3 separate regions of the Homo sapiens genome follow, and all the other regions are linked to region 3. Evidence: chromatin loops called from intact Hi-C (ENCODE). Cell type or tissue: PC-3. All regions are shown on one strand. Region 1 overlaps NRP1 (neuropilin 1). Region 2 overlaps NRP1 (neuropilin 1). Region 3 overlaps NRP1 (neuropilin 1).

Evidence for each region. Peaks named below come from ENCODE experiments on the same cell type or tissue, not always from the same donor. Only the 100,000 strongest peaks of a DNase experiment are listed, where the experiment ranks them.
Region 1: a loop joins it to region 3, with 5 times the contacts of the local background. A loop is called at or near these places in 20 of 110 quality-filtered maps.
Region 2: it touches region 3 in a loop (4-fold over the local background); 15 of 110 quality-filtered maps call a loop at or near these places.

Annotation. Positions count from the first base shown.
Region 1 is chr10:33,272,468-33,274,967 of GRCh38, forward strand. All of the region lies in intron 2 of NRP1 (neuropilin 1), which reads right to left. Among named protein-coding and RNA genes, the nearest start is that of NRP1, 61 kb to the right of the region's middle. In PC-3, no CTCF peak of the experiment used is centred here; DNase peaks (open chromatin) are centred at 1,054 and 2,064; H3K4me3 peaks cover 1,329 bases; H3K27ac peaks cover 2,500 bases.
Region 2 is chr10:33,251,867-33,254,366 of GRCh38, forward strand. It overlaps NRP1 (neuropilin 1), which reads right to left. Exons shown (of 17, transcript NM_003873.7): 6 at 2,162-2,328. Among named protein-coding and RNA genes, the nearest start is that of NRP1, 82 kb to the right of the region's middle. In PC-3, no CTCF peak of the experiment used is centred here; a DNase peak (open chromatin) is centred at 1,135; H3K4me3 peaks cover 1,156 bases; H3K27ac peaks cover 2,500 bases.
Region 3 is chr10:33,192,097-33,194,596 of GRCh38, forward strand. It overlaps NRP1 (neuropilin 1), which reads right to left. Exons shown (of 17, transcript NM_003873.7): 13 at 185-322. Among named protein-coding and RNA genes, the nearest start is that of IATPR, 77 kb to the left of the region's middle. In PC-3, no CTCF peak of the experiment used is centred here; DNase peaks (open chromatin) are centred at 1,435 and 2,195; H3K4me3 peaks cover 457 bases; H3K27ac peaks cover 2,432 bases.

The DNA of each region.
Region 1 (2,500 bases), 80 kb after region 3:
GTTAAAAGAAGACAAAAGTGAAGGAGGAGGAGGAGAAAGAGGAGGAGGAGGGGAGGCAAGGAGGAAAAGGAGGAGGAGGAGGAGGAAGAAGAAAGCATTATGTTTAAAATCCTAACTAGCCTTTATAATCAATGGGATGTAGCTGGAAAGAACACCATCTCTGTATTCATTAAAGCCCCACAAGCTAGCATTTATGGAGTAATTCCTTTTATCTCTACTGCTTCATTGACAAGGCAGGTTTGCATGTTTCGCCCCACGCTTTCTTATAATTTAACTGTGATTTGAACTGTTGACTGTGTTTGGCCTGGCGACGGTGCATCCAGCTCTGCAATATAGGCTTTTTACTTGAATCCTGACATGGTCTGAATACTAAGTGGCCAAATTCTAGCTCACGTTGCCTTCCAAGCACAAATAAGAGAGGTGGGTGAGGCATTCTGAAAAACTAAGGCATTTCTGTTGAGGATACGTTCCTCTCAGGTAGCAGAGAACTCAGCTAATATAGTGCCGGTGGATTGCAACAGGGAAAGAAGCTGGTATTTTAATTCACATATCCTCCAATAGTAAATACTAGGCGCTCCTCTTGGCAAAAGTAGAAGCTATTTTTAAAAGTATGTGTGGGGTGGTGAGTGGGGGGTGGGGGGTGGGATTAGAATCCCTTCCCAGCAAGAAATAAGTCATTGCACAGTTAAGTGCCAATTTTAGGAAATTGAATTATTCAGGAATACTATAGTTACATTTGTAAACTGGAAGGCTGCTATCGTTTTAGCACTTCCCTTCAAAGTACTATCCAACAGGGCCCCAAATAGTATCGCAAATAGCAGCTCCTGTAAATATTCAGGAGGGTGTACTGCGCACAAGTTGCAGAGGGGAGTATTGCCAAAGAAGTTAAGGAAGCAGCTTGAGTCTCCCTCTGGAGTTGATACCAGCTCCACTCGTTAAGTTTCGCACTGGCAAGCGTGCTGCCAGGAATGCAGCTGGTGTGCCAGCATCCCTCCCTAGAGACTAAACGTGTCACCACTGCAACGCACCCAGCCTGCATTGGCCTGAAGCCCAGGATCCTGAGTTTGCAAATTTCGATCCCGAAGCCGGCTGCAGATTGCTCTGTTACTGTTGCCAGTGTGGCAAACACGGCATTGCTCGGGATGTCGAGATCCCCAGTCACGACAGCACAGCAGCCCGGCAAAGGTGAGAATGAAGGCACCTGTTTGGCTCTCATTCACTCCCTGTGTTCCAGCCGCTGGATGAGAGCTGGGAATTACGTCTGAGGAATTTAATTCATAAAAGCTAGAGGAGGGGTCAGAGAGTTGACCCCTCTGTCTGTCTGGGTCCCTGCTCTGGAAAAAGAAAGCTCCAGTTCACAAGGAGGCTATGAATGGGTCCAAAGGGCACCACCGTTCTATGCAGGGTCTTTTTCTCTCTGCTCACATACAGACGGGGCTCCCATCTGGGGAAGGTCCCTCCCCAGACCTCACCCTCCCCACTTACCACCCTCGGAATGTAAACATGTTGTGGATTTTTTAAATATTCAGAGAAGGACCAACCCCTCCCTCCTCATTTAGGCATCTTCCCATTATTTTTCTTAAATTTTCTACCTTAAACCTTCCCCATTCTATAGTAACAGTGGTAAAGTGGGTAAACATTTATTGCCAAGGAACTCAAAGATAAATCTCTGCCTAAACCCTTTTGCAATTAAAAGGTACTTTGCCACAGTTTCAACGTTAGGGTGTAATCCGCCAGGTGGTTGTTTTCATGAGTGTCCCTGGCTTTAGAATCCACGCTCCTCAAGCTAAAAGCCTATTGGCTCCATTATTTCCCCAGACTCCTCATCCTATCTACGTAGATGCAGGTGGTGAAACATTTTGAGTCCTAACAGTAATCACAGGTTAGGTTTCCCAGAAGAGTGCTCAAAGAATAAAGATTTCTTTCTAAGAATTCTTAAGAGCATTACCTAGAGATTATTTTTTTTCTTTGGGAAAGTTTGAATTATGGGTTTAGGAAAATGGCCAAGTAAGGGGAAAGTGATGGGAAGGTGAGAAATGTATTCAGTCACTGAATAGCGGTTTCTGAGGCTTTATAGGTATGTGGTGCTGAACAGATGAATAGTGACTTTGCCTAAGTCAGGTTTTCTCTGGTGAGTACAAGTGACCCCTGACTCTCTACAGTGGAGATGGTTAATGGAAAGGAAGCTAATCCTCCACAGGGTGTTGTCTGACACTGTGAGCTACTGCACCAACCCCCCAGGCTTCCGGACATTCTCACATTATTAGGAAGGGGGATTTGAGGTGGTGGTGTCTTTTTAATCTCCTTCCAAGAGGACCTCCCCCCACTGGCATAGTACATTAATAATGGAGAAATATGATGCCTGACATCATAAGCTGGAGTGAGAAATGATGTTGGCGAACACAATTTTCACCAGCAAAAATGTGTTTCTGTGGCTCTTTGGTTTATTTTGCACGAGCATTAATAGCTATTCAAACTGAACAACCTGTAAACGATCGCT
Region 2 (2,500 bases), 60 kb after region 3:
GAGCGCGGTCCCTTTAAATGGTACAGAAGGGGGAAGGGAAGTGCAGGGTAGAGAAAGGAGAGTCCCTGGCTAGGGCTCCACCCCCACGGACCAAAGTGAAGACAGGTACTCCTGCTTTCCCGCCTAAATGTTGCATTTTCCAAGACCACCATGGCCCACCACGCCCCCATCCTGGGCCTTTAATAACCCGAGACCCTAGCGGGCAGATATACAAGCGGCTGGATATCGTGAGGAACACATTGGGGGAAGAAGGCACAAGTGGCTGATCGTCGAGAGCCCACCGGTAGAAGAGCACACCAACAGGCACAAGCACAACGACGTGGAGTTTGACCGGAGCTGTTGGAGAAGAGTCCAGGAGAAAACCATCTCCCTTCCGGCTCCCCCAGCAATAAAACCTTGCACGCATTCTCCAAGACCACGTGTGATCCGAATCTTCCCGTACACCAAGGCAAGAAACCCTGGGATACAGAAATCCCTCTGTCCTTGTGATAAGGAAGGGGGTCTAATTGAGCTGGTGAACACAAGCCGCCTATAGACGGCAAAGCAAAAGAGCACCTGTAACACGCGCCCACTGGGGCTGCGGCTGTAAACATTCAGCCTTAGACACTGCCGTGGGGTCGAAGCCCCACTGCCTGCCCATCTGTATGCTCCCCTAGAGGTTTCAGCAGCGGGGCACTGAAGAAGCGAGCCACACCCCTATCGCACGCCCTGTGAGGGACACAAGGAGACCTTTCCTGTTTCATTACCATGCAAACATGCTTAGTGCTGCAAAATGTAAGCTTCCCCCGAGAGGCACATCTGTCAATCATACTGAACTGCCTGTTGGTTTGGGGATGTGGGAAAACAAGTTACCAAGAACTATTTTGACACTGGCAAACTCATTTCATTTCTGTCTTAATCTAGAGATGGATTCAGCAATCCCAAGGTAGACGTCTCATCTTTTCTCACTCTCTACATATTTCTCAGTGTTGGAGGTTAGCGTGAGTTCAGTCTCCTGTAATAGGCCATTTCACTTTAAGTGTATGTTAAACTAATATTGACCTTTCCAAAGTAAAACAAAATCTGCTATTTGTGCTCAAAAGACTGAAGCAGCAATAGATGTGGAAAGTAGAGGATTAATCATCTTGTGGTTTTTTTTTTTTTTCTTGCTTAGAAACTCTCTCTGGGAATTAGTCATTTTATATCTAGCAATAAACGTAAGACAGGATCTGACTATTCTCCTGAAAAGGAAGCCTGGATCCTTCAGCAAATAATCTTTTGTATAATTTGCCCACAGTTTAACCCACAGATCCAGCTATGGATGTTTCATTTAACAGTGAGTGAAAAACTCAGGACTGTCAGCATCAGGCCTTTGGGTGGGAATACCCAGATATCAAGGTTGGGCAAGTGGGCATTAGGAGTGGTGCCGGCGATGAGAGGGGGTAGATTAGACGGCTGGAAAATGGGGTCAGCGGTGGGGATGTGGGGCAGACGAGGTGTCTGTGGGGATATGTAAGTGACAGCAGGAAGGGAATGCCAGAACAAAGCGAGGAAAGCAGAGGTAGCATCACTAATGAAGACACAAATATGTACATTTCATGCCTAAACATGGATATCTCGTCAATGGAGAGTGCCTTCAACCAAACCCCCTTCTTGGATGTGTGCTATATAGACCTACATGGAAAAACACACTCCAACCTTTCCTTCCCTTCTCCTACCCTGAACAAACAGAAACCTATTATTGGAAACAATTATTTCATACACGTCTATAAACAGGATTCATATATTTCATCCAGGAAATAAAAACATGTCAAAATAGGAAGCCCATTAACAGACAGTGTGTAGTTGGGAAAAATCAGATCTTGGAGCTGTTATCAAAGTGAGACACTTGTAGTCACATTCTCGGAAGAGTAGTATATAAGTATCTGAGAAGATAAATGCGTTTTCAGGGATGTCATCTTGGGCCTGCTTTTCTCTGATCGTGTAGCGATGGGCTCATTTTGCAGTGATTTATACCTGATGGCCGTGAACCTATCTTCTCTTGCAGTGATTTATACCTGATGGCCGTGAACCTATCTTCTCATTGGAGGCCATTTGGCACAGTACCACTTTCTTTCAACAACCTCTCTAGATGGTCAAAAACTTATTCAATCCTAGATAGGCTTGATCTTATGCTGCATACCTGTATCCACTCTCGGTAGGAATCCTCTCCGGGAGTCCACCCATTCTCAGGGTAGTTCAGGCGGGAGCGCTCTGCAGACCAGTTGGTGCTATACTGGGAAGAAGCTGTGATCTGGTCAGAATGAATTTCTCCTGATTCCATGCCCAGAGCTTCCATACATTTGAAATCTGAAGGGAAAAACAGGGCCCACAGTCATCAAAATATAGGGGATTTAAGATGCATTTTTCTTTTTTAACTTGATACACCAAAGAGTTCTTTCATTCAAAATTCTTTAAAAAGATGGTAGTAAGGGACTTATTGGAATATAGCACTGATACTTGGATTTTCATGGCAATATTT
Region 3 (2,500 bases):
CCCTATGCTTCTCGCTACTAGGGAAAGAGACATTGTTAATTCTAGAAAATAATAGCACATGTGAACGCCTGTAGTAATTCCTACCCGCCCTAAATTCACAGACATTAGAAACCCTCCCAGTAACACAGCCTCGGAATCAAAGAGAATCTGCAAAGCCATGCAGCCGAAGTGAACTCTGTGATACCTGTGTGATCCTGAATGGGTCCCGTCTTGCTGGTCAACACACTCCACTTGAGCTGCACGTGATTGTCATGTTCCCAGTGGCAGAAGGTCTTGTGAGAGCCCCAGCCAAATTCACAGTTAAAACCATATGTTGGAAACTCTTCAGTGGGTGGGAAGTAAAAATAAGAGACAAGCAAAGAAAGGCAAATTTGATCATTTAGGGTCACAAAGGCCCTTGGTTCACTCATGGAAAGCACGATTTATACAACTTTATGTCTGTTTGAAAATTCCAGGAAAGCCAGGATTACCAAGAAACCAAAAGATGCATGGAGATGTCAAAATGTTTGCAAAACCACATTTAGTAATTTCTTTAAAAATCCAGCTTTAAAAGGATTATGGACTGCCTGTCAAATTGGGTTTACATAAAATCTCCAGGAAGGCTATTTTCTAAAGCACGTGTATTACATTTGCTGCACTCTCCCCATTTCCACAGTATTTAATATGAAAGCCATTCTGTTCTTGAGGATAAATCATATAAGTTGATACCCACCAATGAAAAGAATCTTAATTAGAGATTGACCCATGAAGCCTCAAAAGTGGAAAGTAACTTGGCGAAATGCCTCACCCAGGAGGTTTTCTCTATTTCCACCTCACCAGTTCATGCTTCAGGTCTTTAATGTCAGGGTTAGAATCTCTTAAGCATTTTAGGATTATTTTTTTTTCTTCCATGCCTTCTATAAGGTCGATTAATTTAAGTATAAATTTCTGCTTTTTTAATTTCTAAATTTACATATAAATTGTTCACCCGGCTTAAAACCTCAATGTAAGGTCATCTAAATCCAAAGCCCATTTCAATAGCTACCCGTTTTTACTTCTCTTTTCTTTTTTTTAATGTTCAAAAGGCTTCCTTAGGAATCTGAAAAGACAGCGTGAATGAATTCACGGGAATGACTTGCCTTGTGTGTGCCCTACAAGGTGCTGTTGGACTATGGTGTTTTTAAAACCCACAGCCTGACATTTTACACAGCCTCTTTTTGAAAGGAGCTTAACTTTTAAGTATGGGAAAAATGAAATCATTGCTACTTATTCCAAGTATGACTGTTGTTTTGGTAAACATAAGCTAACAATAAAAAAAATTCTAAAGATGAAATTCTCGGGCTTCTGCCCCCTCCTTTCGTCCTCCTATAAAGAACGAAGCCCGCAGATGCAGCTGTTTTCTCCAGTGACGAAGGGCCTTTAGGCTTGTCACTGACTTTAGGCAGTCCACGAGGTGGCAGCATTGAAACAAACAGGAAGGCGCCTGGGGCATCTGGACCGTTGAACTTAAAAATAAGCCTCAAAAGAATCCCTATGAACAATAAGGGAAGTCTGGTATTAGATGCTGTATTAGGGTCAGGCCAAGACCTTATCTCATTTTGAGCTTCTTTAACTTGCTTGTGTTTATTAACAAAGTATCTCGCCTTCTGCTCTGAGCCTTGTCTCCATGGCCCCTCCCCCAATGGCAGGAGGAATTTTAATGGGAAGATTTATTGAATAGATAAGAATGATTTACTTTGCATTTTTAGTTTATAAGGAACCCTTTTCTAGAGCTAATGTCAAATTTTGGAAGGAATCCACCATAAAAACTGTCCAAATGGAGCAGTTTGGATTCTCCCAATGATAATGTGACCTCCCAAAGGGTAGACAGAGCCAGTTTGGGAAAGTAAACTAGTAAGCTATGTGATGTGTAAAATGTGAGTACTTTCATTTAGTGCAAACAGGCTATATTTCACAGCTGTAGTGTCATCGGAGAGATATATTTCATGTCTAGTCTATCATAGCCATGAAATAGGACTTCTTAAGGCATGGGAAACCCTCTCCAAAATTTACCACTCTTTTCCGCAGCAAGATTGAATTATGTAGATGAAGTACAGTCAACTGAACGGTGACTGAATGATTGAGCAACCTTGGATGCCAACGCCCATGACCCTGAAATGTACTGTTGCATAATCTCATGTTAGAAAATGTTAATATTGGAACATGTTAATGTGTGTGTGGTTTTGATTTTTCTCCTTAAATGTACTTTATAAAACATGCACATTCAGGATAAAGAAAGCCACCCCAGCACACACAGTTCTGCCTGTATTTACTTTGTTAATACATTACATTTATTGTTTATAGAACAGAAAATGACATCATCCATTCTTTTGGCTCTTCATATTCTGATGATACCATAAAATGTAGGAACTTGGATATTTTTGAAATGACCAGGACATGGAACCGCTTTGCCTGAAAAAATGTTTCAGGCACTTCTCGCTTCAGAGAATGACAGTCTGCCTTTACCTTCCAATGTCCTTCC